Linked DNA regions of Homo sapiens: region 2 is linked to region 1. Evidence: read pairs that join two places in POLR2A ChIA-PET (ENCODE). Cell type or tissue: PC-9. All regions are shown on one strand.

Region 1 (8,000 bases):
AGCTTTGTGGCCTGCACTGGTCATTGGTTTTGGGGATCAGTTAGGTGGAGGAGTAGACAGGAATGTGAAGTTTAGGTAAATCATGAAACTGTGAACAATACTTAGCTTTTTTTGGTTTTGTTTTCAAAAGTCCTTCATCCACTGGGCATTTCAGCTCTCACTTGTGCCAGGCATTTTACTAGATGCTGGGGCAAGATGAACTGAAGGAAGTCTTTGCCCTTAAGGATCTCACAGTCATTTGTGAGAGACAGAAGTCTAAAGGTATGTAATGTGTAGTTTTTCTTTGAAACAGCTTTATTGATACATATTTTACATACCATAAAATTCATTTCAGGTGTAAAATGCAGTGAGTTTTAGTAATTTTACTGAATGGTGCAGCTAGCATCAATCAGAGCAGAACATTTCATCCCCAGTAAGATTCCTCATCGTCATTCACAGGTGATCTCTGTTCCCACCCTAGCCTTGGACAATTCTGCATCTACTTTGTAGCTCTATAAATTTGCCTTTTCTGGACATTTCATGTAAGTCGATCACACAGTATGTGTTCCTTTGTGACTGGCTGCTTTTGCTTAGCATGACGTTCTTGGGGCTCGCAACGCAGCTTGTGTCTGTTGTTCATTCCTTTTGCAGCAGAATCGTATTCTGTTGTTTGGATGGGCCACCTGTTTGTTGTCTGTTTACTCTCCAGCTGGTGGACATTTAGGCCGTTTGCACTGGCGGTTACTGTGAATCATGTCGCTGTGAACATCTGTGTGTGTGTCTGCGTGGACTTGTGTGTCCTGTTCTCTTGGGAATGGAGTTGCTGGGTTAGAGGGTAGGTTTTTTGTTTCCCCTTGGAGACTCTCTGGTTTCCACATATGGTAGTTTTATGCTTAACCTTTTGAGAAATTGCCAAATGGCTTTCTGAAGTGGCCACGTCATTTTGCTCCCTCCAGCCGTTTGTAATGTTCCCATTTCTCCTATGTGTAATTTTAATACAAAGCAGTAAAAAGTTGCCATTATGGACCTAGTAAATTCTGAGGTAACATAAGAGAGAAATAATGATGCAGCCGTCATTACTGTGCTGGTAATGTAAGTTTCCTTTTTTTTTTGTTTTTAAATGGAGCTTTGCAGAGATCAAGTCGAGAGAAGAACACTGGGCCAGCCTGACTCCAAAGCCTACTCTCTTAAGCACTTTGCTTTGCTGACTTGTGATGTTTTAAAATCTAGCATTATTTTCAAATGCTGTGAGAGCACTGAAGATAAAGGATTTGATTCTTTTTTTCAGGCATCCAAGGATGGTTCATCATCAAGAATCATTTTAATATAGGAAGGGGACGACAGATTATGGTGCCAATAGATGTACTCCTACTTCCATTGCAACATTAATATTGTTATATAAATATGGCAAAATGGAGAAAAGCAGCCGAATCACAAAAAGAGTTGCATTATAGTATTTGCTCTCTTGGAGGATGTTAGTATTGTAGCAGGCTGAACCCACCCATGGAAGAGGTGTGTGCTTCAGGGCGGCACAGCTGGAGTGAGCCGAATGGAAATGGAAAATTGTGTACAAAGTGCGCAGCAGGCTGAGCCTTTGATGGAAACAGCGGGTGCTCTGCTGTGTACAGCTGGATGTCAGGTCTGGGGAGTGACTGTGTGTGAGTCTTGGCTGTCGCCCTTTCCTTTCTGTGTCCCCCTCCCCACCAGCCCTGACTCCTGTGTCTCCTTCGAATGCCTTCCAGAAATTGTGACAGGTGGCGAGGGCAGAACAAAGTATTATCTTTTCTGTGGTTTTCTCAGTAATTATGAAATTTTCACCTGTTTGGGCCTCACCGAGGAGCAAGAAAGAAGGGACACCAGGGCCTGAGTGTGGGAAGGAGGCAGTGGCAGTGATGAACCTAGGAGGTCAGGCGGCAGGTGGGCTGCTCTGGAAGCTCCCTCCAGGAGGTAGGGTTTAGCACAAGGCATGGTTTTGTAGGCAGGTGTGTGCATGCATGTGTGTGAATGTGTATGTGTGTACCAGAATAGAGGACTAGGAGAAAGAAGTGGCAAGAGACTGGGCAGAGAATGAATAAGATGAGCTCACAAACTCCCCTTGGAGCAGAAGATCAGTTGAAGGTGCAGTAAGCTACTGCTTGAGGAAGGGATTAAAAATAGGCACCAAGCCGCGGTGGCTCATGCCTGTAATCCCAGCACTTTGGGAGGCCAAGGCGGGAGGATCACCTGAGGTCAGGAGTTTGAGACCGGCTTGACCAACATGGTGAAACCCCATCTCTACTAAAAATACAGAAATTAGCTGTGTGTGGTGGTGGGCACCTGTAACCCCAGCTACCAGGGAAGCTGAGGCAGGAGAATTGCTTGAACCTGGGAGGCGGAGGTTTCAGTGATCGAGATCATGCCACCGTACTCAAGCCTGGTCAACAGAGCGAGACTCCATCTCAAAAAAAAAAAAAAAAAAAAAGCAAGCACCAAAGCAGTGATTGACCTAGCCGATGGAGAATACCCTTTCCTTCACTAAAACCTGAAGCTTAGCATGGTTCTTGGGAAGGAAGTTCTGGAAGTGATGAGGATTTGTTGACATCCCTGTGGATTAGTGACATTGATGGGCACCAGAAAGCAGGTGTCTGTTGTGACAGAAAACCAGGGTGGAAGCTACAAGTGACATCTACAAGGTAGGCCCTGCCCACTCTGACCTCCAGCTGCACCCCGAGCGGAGCAGCTGGGGCATCATGGAAGTGGTTGGGCCATGCAGCGGAGCCCTGAGCCCCTCAGCAGGTTCATCCCACAGCCCTGTGTTGTGGGTACTCTTGTTATCCCCATCTATAGAAGAGGCAGCTGAGGCACAGGGCGTTTAAGTGACTTTGTCAGTCACTTAAATCGAATCCCTCATCAGAGCTGGGGATTCGATTCAGGCAGCCTGGCTCCAGGAGCTGAGCCCTCAGCCCCTGCACTACACTGAGGGGGCAGCAGAAAGGAACCCAGGTGAAGACTATAAAGATCGCCACCTCCTCTTGCTTCTGTCTCACATTCTGTACTTACGGGTGCACGTCTCCACCTGCTTGCTGCTTCCTGGGCTGTTGGCATGCACCTGGGTGGAGCTGGGGCCCCTGTCCTGCTGTGGGTAGTGAGGCCGGCACCCTGGCCAGTGCGTGGCCCGGTCCTTAGTCTGGAAGGTCTGTCTGCCTCTCGTGCCACAGCTGGCGGCTGGGGCCTCAGCTCCTCAGCTGCACTCGCCTCACTTGTTTATTCAGCTGATGGGGTTGAGGTCTCCCGTGTGCCGGGCACTGTGCTGTTGTGAATGAGCCCGCTGCTGTTCAAAGCAGACATCACAGCGGCCATAGGGTAACGCCATCCAGGGGGAAGGCCCCACTCCAGATGAGGTGTGTGTGTTTGTGAGAGGCCCCACGAAGACAGGTGTCCTTAGCCATCCCAGCAGCCTCACCCAGGAGGACTGCCTGATGGGAGCCCTCTGAGGGCCACTGTCTAGAGAGGTGGCACTGCACAGGTAGCCTGCTCCTTCAGAGGTAGGTCTTGAGGGGGTCACAGTGTAGGCTGAAGAACGCTGGCTTGAGGACTCAAGGAGCTGAAGGCCACCATCCTGGCTCTCTCCCTGGGTGAGTGACTTACTTGCCAAGCCTCCCCTTCTCATCTTTGGAGGCGGCTGCTTCAAGGGGTTTGGGGGAGGTAAGGAGATGAGCCGGGAGGGGCGGGCTCCGGCCAGTGTCGGGGGCACACAAGGGCCTGCTTCCCCCTCCCTTTCACTGGGCGACTGGAGGACAGGCGGAGGAGTGTGGCTGGGCGGCTGGAGGACAGGCGGAGGAGTGTGGCAGCCGGACAGCTGGAGGACAGGCGGAGGAGTGTGGTGGCTGGCAGGGTATGTGTTTCTGGTTCTGTTGAGTGATGCTTGGAAGATCGTTCTGAGAGGTCAGGGCAGCTCCCGGGACCCCAGAGCACTGGGCTCCTGCAGGGGACTAGGAGGCCGGCTTTTATCAGCTCATGAGCTTTTAAAAATGGAGAGAAGGGCAGGTGTGGTGGCTCATCCCTATAATCCCAGCACTTTGGGAGGTCGGGGTGAGAGGATCATTTGAGCCCTGGAGTTAGAGACCATCCTGGGCAACATAGACCCCGTCTCTACAAAAAGTAAAATAACAGTCAGCCAGGCATGGTGGCACACATCTGTAGTCTCAGCTACTTGGGAGGCTGAGGTGAGAGGATCACTTGAACCCAGGAGTTTGAGGCTGCAATGAGCCATGATTGTGCCACTGCACTCCTGTCTGGGTGACAGGGAGAGATCCCTTCTCTTGGAAGAGAAAAAAAAAAAAAGATAGAAGAAGAATATGCAACAGAGACAATTTAGTCCCCAAAGCCTAAGGCATTTGTTTTCTGGCCCCTACTGAAGTGTGTTGGCCTGGAGCTTGCAGGGTTTCTGTGAGATGTAGGATTTGGCTCACAGATTGTATCTTGATTGCTCACGTTCCCTCTTGCCCTTGCTGCCCCACCTAGGGAGAAAAGAACACTCAGTGACATTTTTCCCCCCGGTGGGCAGGATACGTGTGTTCCTATTTGTGACAAATCAACCTTGTCTATGACCTTCGCACCTCCATTCCAGGAATTTCCCCTTCGAGGCCTCTAAAAGCTAAAAGATTTTCAGGTAAAGGAAATGCGTTATTAATTGAAATCTGCATACACCAAAACGATTTGGTCTGGCTTCTAGAATAGTCAGTTTCCTGATACTCATCATTGCTTCCATCAGTTCTTGTAAAATACAGGAAGGTGAGTTCACCTGTAGGGAATGGGAAGTGGTATCACATTTTACTCCTGGCATTCTAGTGTGATGACAGGATGAGCCTTGCCACTTAGGTGCCTCTGGAGTCAGGCACCCTGTGAAGCTTGCAGCTCATGAGCACTTTGCAGTCCAGAGAATGACCCATGATCCTTAAACCCCGCTTCCGAGCTGTGGGGGATCTTGTGTAAGATCTGTGCCCGAATTGTCTCAGCTGTGTAATGAGGACAGTGTTCTCTTTCTCATGGGGTGGTTGTGAGGTCTAGAAACCGTATTTGTGAACGCTGCCCAGCACAAGGCCTTCCCGTGGGAGGAGCTTCAGCAGTGGGAGCTGCCACTGTTTGTTACTGTTTATTTGTACACTGGGTATGTTTTCCATGGCTTTTGTTTGCATTTTGATTTTAATAAAGGAGGTGCCAGTTTCACTTTCCAAGGAACTATATACTTTATTTGGAATGCATTGCGTGTGTGTGTGTGTGTGTGTGTGTGTGTGTGTGTGTGTATACACACATATATATATATATATATATTTTTTTTTTGTTTGTTTGTTTGTTTGTTTGTTTGAGACAGAGTTTCGCTCTTGTTGCCCAGGCTGGAGTGCAATGGCGTGATCTTGGCTCACTGCAGCCTCCGTCTCCCAGATTCAAGTGATTCTCCTGCCTCAGCCTCCCAGGTAGTTGGGATTACAGACACGTGCCACCACGCCCAGCTAATTTTGTATTTTTAGTAAATACACGCTGGTCAGGCTGGTCTTGAACTCCTGACCTCAGGTGATCCGCCTGCCCCAGCCTCTCAAAATGTTGGGATTACAGGCGTGAGCCACCACGCCTGGCCCGTTGCATATTTTTTATCAAATTCTTGCCTGATGAAACTCCTGGTTATGCTGTCAGGGCCTGTTTGTTGGGACTGCCCAGTGGGTTCTCCTTGCCTGCTGCCCAAACAGCTGATTTATCAAGACAGGGGAATTGCAATAGACAAAGAGTTTAATTCACATAGTGCTGGCTATACAGGAGACCAGAGTTTTATTGTTACTCAAATCAGCCTCTCTGAAAATTTGGAGATTGGGATTTTTAAGGATAATTTGGTGGGTAGGGGTTCAGGAAGTGGGGAATGCTGATTGGTTGGGTCGGAGATGGAATCATAGGAGATTGAAGTGGGTTTTTTGCTGTTTTCGGTTCCTGGGTGGGATCCCAGAACTGGTTGAGCCAGATTACCGGTCTGGGTGGCACTAGCTGGTGCATCAGAACACTGGGTCTGCAAAATATTCCAAGCACTGATCTTAGTTTTTACAACAGTGATCTTATCCCCAGGAGCAGTTTTGGGAGGTTCAGAATCTTGTAGCCTCCGGCCTGCGTGACCCCTAAACCATAATTTCTAATCTTGTAGCTAATTTGTTAGCCTTACAAAGGTAGTATAGTCCCCAGGCAAGAAGGGGGTTTGTTTTGGGAAAGGGCTATTACCATTTTTGTTTCAAAGTTAAACTATAAACTAAGTTCCTCCCGAAGTTAGTTCAGCCCATGCCCAGGAATGAAAAGGACAGCTTGGAGGGTAGAAGCAAGATGGAGTCGGTTAGGTCAGATCTCTTTCACTGTCATCATTTTCTCACTGTTAGAATTTTTGCAGAGGCAGTTTCATTGTCATCTCAAACCGCAGGCCTCGTCTTTGAGCCAGGGAGCCTTCTGTTGAAGAAAAGTACCCCACACAACCACTGAGAGATCCTGGGGCAGGGCTGAGGTTCCCTGGTGGGGACTCCGGGGGTGCTGGAGCTTTGTGACCATGGGCCTTGCCTCCTCGGCTGCCTCTGCTATGAAGCCTCATGCGGTTGGAGGAGGATGTGGATGAGATGACCAAGCGGGGTGCCCGCTAGCACCAGGTGGTGGGTAGGCGTCGGCAGACTAGGAGAGCCTCAGAGCCTTTGTTTAACTTGTGCTGAGAAGGAGTGTGACTCCAGGAGAGTTGGGTGGAGAGCCTCACCTTGGCACACACTATGCTGTGTCCAGACTGGACCCCATGGTGTCTGAGCATTATTCTCTCTAGGGTCACCTTCCCCTGCACTGTGACCTTGCGGAGCTTCAAACAGTGGTTTCCTAAGGTAACAGAGCAGGTGGTGGTGTGGTGCGTGTGCGTGTGTGTGTGTGTGTTGGGTACTGAGGCCACAGGCGATAAACTGATCTAGGTGGTATAGTAGTGTTTTTCTCATTTTTAATACTTTTCAAAAATCGAATTTATATTTTTCTTTTTTATTTTTAGAGATGGGGGTTCTCATTTTGTCACCCAGGCTGGAGTGCAGTGGCTCAATCATAACTCATTGCAGCCTCAAACTCCTGGGCTCAAGTGATTCTCCCACCTCAGCCTTCCAAGTAGCTGGGATTACAGGCTTGAGTCACGAAGCCCTGCTATATTTTTAACTTAGCTAGAGCATTTCTATCTTAAGTATTTTTTTATAGATAGTAGATGCTAGCACTAGGGTTTTCCTTAATTAAAATATTAAGTATTCCTTAATCTTTAGGAGATTTAGGAAATATTAAGGAATTTAGGAAAACTGAGATAGTCTCGCTCTGTCACCCAGGCTGGAGTGCAGTGGTGCAATTTCAGCTCACTGCAACCTCCACCTCCCAGGTTCAAGTGATTCTCATGCTTTAGTCTCCTGAGTAGCTGGTAGCCTGGCTAATTTTTATATTTTTTGTAGAGATGGGGTTTCACCATGTTGGCTAGGTTAGTCTTGAACTCCTGGCCTCAAGTGATCCACCCACCTCAGCCTCCCAAAGTGCTGGGATTATAGGCGTGAGCCACCACACCCGGCCTGAAAACTAATTGATTGTGTAGACCTAGACTTTGCAATTCATAGAATTTAATTTCTCTTTGTGCCAATTTTCTGTTTTGTCAAATACTGTAGGATATTTATTCAGCTTGTCCTCTAGATGATGTGATTATTGTAGGGATAAAATAAAGTGTATACTATGGGAGAAATGAGTTTACTAAACCAGATGGTGGGGGCATTTGTAACGCATTAATACAGCTCAGGTAGATAAACTGAGTAGTGCCACTTACAGAAGTAAATTATCTGTTCATGGACACAGACTAGGAAGAACTTACATTGTAGTAATTAGTAGATTTATTGTAATGTGTAGAAAAGCATGTTACTGTATAAAAATGATTTGTTATCAGTAGGCTAGAAATAACACTTTTCTTCGAAAGAATATTTGAGGACTAGAAAAATCTGTCAATTCTTTGAGCT
Region 2 (8,000 bases), 240 kb after region 1:
TCTCTGACAAATACAAGTTGTTGTTAGTGAATGAGGAAAGGATTTTCCCCAAGGAAAATAAATAAATAAATAATAAAAATAAAAAATAAATAAATTAAAAAATATATATATATATACACATTTAAATATTCTTACTGAGCCCCTATCATCTTTCAACCACAAATTACAGTGAACCTTCACTCCTCTCTCTCTCTCTCTTGCTAAAAGCATTATGGCCATGCCTAATACTTCTCTACTCAACACAAAGAATACAGACCACAGACAGATGAGGCTGAAAGATTCGGAAGCAGAATTCAAGTGTATTTCTTTGTGGCACATGCTTTGTTATATTCTTTAAGGTTAAATGGAAAGATATGAACAGCATGTTCCAATGGCTGACAGATAATACGTTAATTTTCTATGCATGAATTTATGCCCAGCTCAGACAAGGTCTCAACTTTTTAGTAGTTGAAGAGAGACAGGGAGGCATGAGCTGTGAGAAATAAATGTCTTTTGGCTTCAGACAGAAACATCAGCATCGCATACAATTTCTCAGTTCATCAGTTTGGTCTGCGAAGGTGATACCACTTAAAATCATGGCACCTGCCCGCCTGCAAGAAACTCGTGTCACCGCCTTGGCTGTGCCCATCGAATGGGTAGCTTTCCTGGTTCCTGTGTCTCCAGGCTCCAGGCCTGTACCGCTCTGCAGCCCTCTTCTCCACCAGCCTAGAGTTATCTCAAAGCAGGACCCACCTCGGAATCTGCACCTTTCTGGACCTAACACCCCAAGGAGTACATGTCTGCTGACTGAATAAATGAATGAAACAGAAGCACAAGTCACTTCAAAAGCCCTTGATAATCTATAAACCATTTTAAAATAATTTTTCTTCCCACCTAGTTCTTAGATGAATGAAAATCATAAAGATAAACTCCCTAGTAAATATGGGTAAAAACAAGAGCCTTCAATTAAGCAGCTGGAAGTCCTACACTCCATTACCCAGTAATTTCACTGGCTTCCATATGCAGGTCTGGCAGAGCAGCAGACCCTTCTGCTGGAGGGGTCTCGGGCCCCACTATGTCATACACCAAGATGAATCTACCCATGGGGACAGGGGAAAAGGGAGCTCACGGTTTGTTTTTACCAGGCCTGAAGTGACTCTCAGCAACCTCGCTAATAATTGCTGCATTTCCCAAAGTAAACAGAGAGGACCGTTAGGTAGAGTTTTCTACACACCAGGGAAAAAGGAGGCTTGCAGTGACACTCAGACCACCACTTCGGTCAAGTAACGAGTGAACTCTGATGAATGGAACTTTCTAATCAAAGAGGCATAAATTAACTTTCAGGTCTTTCAATCAGCTAGTCAAATACAGTGCAGTCTTTGAATTTCTTAATTGTCTGTTTTTCTTTGCAGAATCCCTCCTCTGGCGCTTAACCTTTAAAGCCCTTTCCAACCCTGAGATTCCATAGAATTCCACTCCTGTTACACATATCGATTTTACTAATTGAGGCTAAAGTAAAATATCCCAGTTAGTGAGATTTTCCCATATACATAAATCTATGTCCTATATACACAAGCCATGAAGCCATTTGTATGTTGAGCATTTCAGAAGACGACAACGGGGACTCTGGAACATCTGCTTACTAAAGCTAAGGGCGTAGGTTCAGAGAGGACTTAATTTACAAGTTCCAACTCTTAACAGCATCATTTATGAACATGTTCCCCAGAACATACACAACGAGGACCAAGTTCCCTCATATAAATCTTTTTGTAGGTTCTCAACCCTCGCCACAAGCCTCAAAACAAAATCCAGTTTAAATAAAATGTTAACAGGTTTACTGAAGTAGATGTACATGCTATAAAATTCAACTACTGTAAGTATACAGTTCAATGACTTTTTAGTACATTTCTAGGACTGTGCAAACATCACCACAATCCAGTTCTGAAACATTTCCATATCACCCTTAAACTTTCCCTCAAGCCAGTCTGCAGTCAATTTCTGTTCCCACTCCCAGGCCAAGACAACCACCCAACATCAGCTTTCTGCCTCTAAGATTTGACTTTTCTGGACATTTCACATAAATGGCTTCAAACAACACGTCATCATGTGTATCTGACTTTATTCACACAGCATAAAGTTTCTGGAGGTTCGTGCATGTTGAGCATAACCAATCAAGGTAAATTATATTGATATTCCCTTTACAATCAAAACAGAGCCTGCTACATACAGAGTGGGCCCGCAAAATTCATGAAAACTCCACCAGGACCAAGTGGCCACCTCCACACTTCTACAGGCTGCCACATCACTACCTCCTCCCTCAGCTCAGGAGCTCTCCTCGTTGGGGCCTGATACTCCCTGCTCTCTCTCTTGCCCAAATGGGCTTATTGCACTCACCTTAACTCTCCTCGCCCCTGGTTTCAAAGCACCCACAGCTGCAGATAAGAGCTGCTCCTGCCCCTACTCTGGTCCCAAGGGATCAATATCAACCATGCTACCTCATCGACCTCAATCTCTCAGCAAGGAGAAATGCATCCCACAACTGAGAACTAATGGCTTCCATTCTCACCCCAATGGGATCCTGAAGAAGTTCCTCTTTGCTCTTCACCTTGCCTTTCCTTGATCTCTCCAGACAACGATGTTATAGGTAAAAATTCCTCAAATGCCCAGACCTTGGTCAGTGCTAGCACCCAGGCTAGGTTGGTGCTAGGAGAGAGGGCTGCAGTGCTTTTTGCCTGAGCACGCCCAGGAAGGGTGAAGTGTGGCAAAGCTGATCTGCCCCGGACAGGGAGAAGCAGCTCTCGGAAAAAGAAAGTGACCATCTTTGGCCACTGGTGTGGGCAGGGGTGAAAAAAAAGATGAGTGTGGGAGGTTGAAAATATAGCAACTGGGGAAAATGGAGGAATGAATGTGAGCTAGAAAAGAATTTTTTGATATGGGTAAGATTACAGGCATAAGCTGGCACTTGCCATTCATGGTAGATTTTACAAAAGTGGTGGAAAGAGAGTTCATTCCACGTGTTTGCCCCATTATTCTGGAGGTTTGATTATGGCTTTCCATTAAAGAGCAGAGTTAACAGCTAACTTGGTGGCCCCTGCTTTTGTGCCAAAATGTGGCAGCTAAGTCAGCCCAATTCATGGAAAGTTCCTTTTTGCTTCCTACTTCTATGCAGGGAAGTTAATGGGTACAGAGCCAGTCTGTGTACGGGGTCAATTTTGAGGTGTGTCTACACCAAGTATTCCTTAAAAGGAATCAGGTTTCCTTAGGGGAAAAAAAAAATGATCATGAATTTTAAAGTCGACAGACAGGATGATCTGTTTTGTTTGAGAAATCCGGTCACCCGAATTAACAAGGCTGTTGCACGCATCCTCCATGCCCTGGCTTTGGCTCAGAGGACAGTCTTTACTTTCTGCTTTTTAAAGAAGTCTGAGCCATACACCACCGAGTACGTGTACACTTAAATAAACATAAAAACACTGGCTTCTTAAGGCAAGTTAAGTATCCCTCTGTGTGTTTTCAATGTACTACCATTTTGGGGACTTGATTTCCCCCCAAAAGCCCGAAAGGTTTATACGATCAAAACACCTCTTCTTTAGGTTCTATCCCCTCTAAAATATTAAATGCACAGTATTATCTAGAAAACGCTGAGCTTTCAACAATCCAAGTCCCAGGAATGTAGAAAGACATAAACAAAATGGAAAAGTAAACAAATGCCAAGCTCCTAAGTCACTGCCAGGAAAATTCTAACAGAGAGAAGAGAACGAGCCACACATTTTTAATGTGGCTCAGAAAACCCACACCTCCGCAGAAGGCTTGACTTCAGGCTTCTCTCACTTGCCAGCAACCTCATACAATAGAAGCTCTGTTTCTGCCAAGCAGACCTGTCTGACTTCTCCACCTCTTCACCTACAGAACTTTCAGATGGTAAACAGACGTGGAAAGTGACACGTGGACCAGAGAAAGCCCTACAAGTCCAACAGAGAGAAAGAAAAAAGTGCATTAAAGTGGCCAGGAGCTGGTCAATGTACTTGCCCAGGGCTCCTCCAGGTGGGGGCTGGCATGAGCTCTGCATTACTGACATTTGAGCAGGTGTTCCTTTGTTGGGGGCAGGGTGGACTGTCCTATGCCTTGTAGGATGATCAGCAGTGCCTTGGCCTCTTTCCTCAAGATGCCATTAGATGACAACCAAAGCAGTCTCTGGACCCAGCTCGATGTCCCCTGGATGGCGCAATGGCCCCAAGTTGATGACAGCTGGTCTGGACCAACAACAGGATCACCAATTCCAGGGTTGGAGAGACCTGAGAGATCATCCAGGCAGGGGCTTTGTCATTTGGGATGCATTAATGGAGTCCCTTAAAGGGTAACTCTCCAAGGCCATGGAGCCCCCAAGTCGGCAGCAGCACAGAAGACAGAAGCCTCAGTGCCTGACCAGGCCAACATTTTTGGAGAAGTCTATTTTCAAAGAAAACTGGACATTAAGTGCCCCATATATATTTGAAACCATCATTTGGTAAAGCAAGTAATATTCATAATGCTGTTCTTTCTATATTTTAGAAAAAAAGTACAGAGGGGACGGGGAAGGGTGGCCCTGCTGGGCGGAGCAGAGAAGTGGCTTCACCTGCAGAGATGGAAGAGCTGATGAAGCCACCGGCAAGAGGGCACAGTCAGAAGGCAAGACCCTTTTACATGTACAGAACACATTTTGTATATGTTTATAAAACTGCTGTTATATAATGTAACATTTTCCCTGGAAATCAATCCACTCAAAAAGAATACGCGGACATCCTGGGTACCAAACCAAGAGGGCTCCCAAAGCATCTGCCCAGCTCTCTTCACTGCCGGTTAGAACGATGATAGAGATGTGGTTGGATGACTGCTACCAAGGCTGAGAGAGACACGGGGTCCGTGCAAACGACAGTGGCCCAGGGCCCCAAGGAACAGTTCCCAGTGACCTCTAAGTGACTAACGTGAAAGCCTGTCGTCCCCACACTACTCGAGGCCAACCCCATAAGGCAGCATGGACGGACTGTCTTCTCACTCCAGACCTCCTAACCTAACACCAACTTTCTCTTTGCCTCAATAAATATCTTAATCTAGATACAGTGCTCTCAGGGGAAAGGGTGTGGCCAAATTCTGTGTGTGGTTGGCTCTTGGCCTATTACTGGGACTGAGAGGGAGTGTTTTAATAAATTCTTTAAACATTATTTGGGGGAACATTAGAAACTATTCAATAGTGAGGCCAGAACAAAAGAGGAAGCTTTCAATGCTCCTGTAGCATTTCAGTCCCCCTGATTAGCTACTGATTAGCACACATACTTGAAGCAGCAGATCATCTGGGAGGCAGAAAGCATCCAAAAACATAGAAACAAAAAACTATTTTAAAATAATAAAGAGCTAGAATTAAATGTACCGATTATTAAAATAGCAGTGATTTCAGCACCACATTTTTGTCCGTGCAGTCGTGTGTTGCAGCCATATAGCTCCACTGAACAGCTTTTTGTTACTGTTTATTTTCCTAAGCTCTCAAATAAAGTGATTAAAGAATTACATCTTCCTAAGGCTGCAGAAGGATGGAAGGAAATTATGAATTCAGGTTTCCAAGACTATAATTGGAGTTAAGACTCTAATGTGGTTCTTTGGGGCCCAGACTGTATCTTTACTAATATTTTTCCTACTTTAGCATTTATGTTGCCACCCAGGAGCATAACTCCACACACAATTGCTCAAGGCTTATGAGTCTTCTGTAGAATAGGCAAGGAAAGGAATAATTTGAAGGCGTAATGTCAAAGCTCTCACTTCAGTAGACAGCCCCTACGTGTTCATACATTTCGCCTGCTGGGCCCCATCTTTCAAATAGAGCCAGCCAGAGTATGCTTTTATGTCTCTTGGCTGGTAACCATCTTGTTCTCAGTGCCTGGGAGAGAGGGTGTGAGGATAGAGAGGAAGAGAAAAGGTTGTTTCTAGCAAAGGTCAATATTAATAAAACACCCTATGCCAAAAAAACAGACAGCAAAGTTTTGTAACAATGGTTACTTCTGCATGGTAGAACTGTGGCTTTTTTTAGTTGCTGTCGGTTCAAATGTTTTTGATAGGAACATGTATTGCTTTATTACCCAGCATTAAAATCAATATTTTTTAAATATAATCAATATTTTCTGAAGTTGTGCACATAATCCCAAGGGGGCCACTCACTGCATTCCCAAAGAAACCTCCGCTTTCCTGTTCCATCCCTCCCGCCAGATAGCATCTTAGCAGCACGTGCCTTCATTTTTGGCAGCCCCTCCACTTAAAACTTGCAGTTCCATTCAGCACAGGTCTGAAAATCCTCATATATACAATGTTAGTAAATGACCAAATACATTCCTAAAGCCTGCTCACCATTTATTCCTTTCTATTTCCACTTTACAGCAAGAAACATACTACTCATCCATCAGCGGGTGTAACTCACCTACATTATTACACAACCAAGGCGTTGAAAAGACAGAAAGCTCCTTTTTAATGCTCTAAGCTCCTAGAAGGCCAGGGACTGTTTTTAACTCCTCTATACATTGCTCATGTCCCATAACCAAAGAATTAATGAAGTGCTGATGAAAAGATATGAAAGCCCAACAGCATAAACACAGAGACAAAAACAAAACAAGGGTTTCACTCCATTCCTGGGAACAGCTGGCAGAGCAAACACAAAATACTTGAAAGCCACAGGTAAGGGGAAAAAAATTAAGCTGATTGCTTCATCCCAACCAACTCTTTCATACAAGCAGATGATAAAACAAAAAGAAGCATGGGGTGCAGTCCCATAAGAGTTTCTATCTGCACCTTTGGAAACTGTCTTCTATGCTAGTAAGTTACAGCTAACAAATGTTTAGTGAGTCCACCTCTGTGCAAGCATGGGACCTTGTCAATCAGTCTTCAGATTATGCGACACGAATGAACGTAGAGATGTGTGATCCCAAGGCAATGTATTTAAACACAAGCCATGGTGTCTTCCCTTTTCCTTGGCAAAATGGGATAACCAAGCCTTGAAAATGCTGTTAAAGGAACTAAAAAGGAAAGTATACACATAATGCCTGATAGAGGACAGATGCTCAAATATGCAGAGCACACGCAGGGCCACCGTGCTGCGCAGCTCTGGGGCTTGGGGCAGTTCCCATCACAGTCCTACACAGCCTGACATGGAAATCCTGGGTCGCCCTGTTTCTCGGCATTCTGCTTTATTTCATTTTCTACTTCTCTGCCATTTCTCATCAGAAATGTCAAGGTCAAAATGCAAACGCACAGGATGATGGCAAACAAGATACAGGGAACGTGGATAATTCAGAAACCCGCTCTGATAGGGATCTGCTTCTATGCCATGTAACATGACAAGGAACTTATTCAAAATCTATCTTTAATTCTTAGATACAACTGACAACTTCAAAGTAACATAAAACAGCACTGAAGACTCCATTCCTATTGGTGGGGGTGAAGCGGTGGAGGGAGACAGGACCCTTTTGAGAATCAGATGAGAGAGAGGGGCTTCCTTCCCCCAAACATACACATCTACCCAAATTTTGCTTACATGTCAGCCCGTTCATAAACATAACGTCCCCACCCAAATGTCCTCCTTCCCACAGTAGTAATAACCCAAAGAGAATCAGGCAGATCTTCTTATAATTTCATTTAAACACGGGGCAGTTTGAGTTTTTAAAATTATCGTACCTACAGTTGGCTGTAGTCATAGTAATTCACCCTTTCTCTCTAGGCTGTGTTAAAATTCCTAAGAACAAAATAGCATGAACAAAGCCTGGGAAGTTTTAAAGCCAATCTTGAATCCCAAATGCCTGCTGTTTCACCAAATAATTAAGCGGCTACTTCATTTCTATTGCACACCTGGAGCTTAATTGCTTCACAAAACCACACACACAGATGGCTTCGAGAGAGGTAAGTCCACATAATAAAAGTTCATGGGCAGCTCCGTTATTTGGACAAGGTTTTGGTTTTATGGAGCTGCTGCCCAGGGCACACACCATCTAAGTAGCTCCTGC

What was found. Peaks named below come from ENCODE experiments on the same cell type or tissue, not always from the same donor. Only the 100,000 strongest peaks of a DNase experiment are listed, where the experiment ranks them.
Region 2: POLR2A ChIA-PET joins it to region 1 with 12 read pairs; 2 of 35 experiments call an interaction of 5 or more read pairs at or near these places.

The regions. Positions count from the first base shown.
Region 1 is chr13:98,532,663-98,540,662 of GRCh38, reverse strand. All of the region lies in intron 1 of STK24 (serine/threonine kinase 24), which reads left to right. Among named protein-coding and RNA genes, the nearest start is that of STK24, 40 kb to the left of the region's middle. RefSeq lists an enhancer at 3,411-4,274. In PC-9, no CTCF peak of the experiment used is centred here; a DNase peak (open chromatin) is centred at 4,792; H3K27ac peaks cover 3,232 bases.
Region 2 is chr13:98,297,221-98,305,220 of GRCh38, reverse strand. All of the region lies in intron 2 of FARP1 (FERM, ARH/RhoGEF and pleckstrin domain protein 1), which reads right to left. Among named protein-coding and RNA genes, the nearest start is that of MIR3170, 93 kb to the right of the region's middle. In PC-9, no CTCF peak of the experiment used is centred here; DNase peaks (open chromatin) are centred at 3,260, 3,810 and 6,430; H3K4me3 peaks cover 1,703 bases; H3K27ac peaks cover 2,848 bases.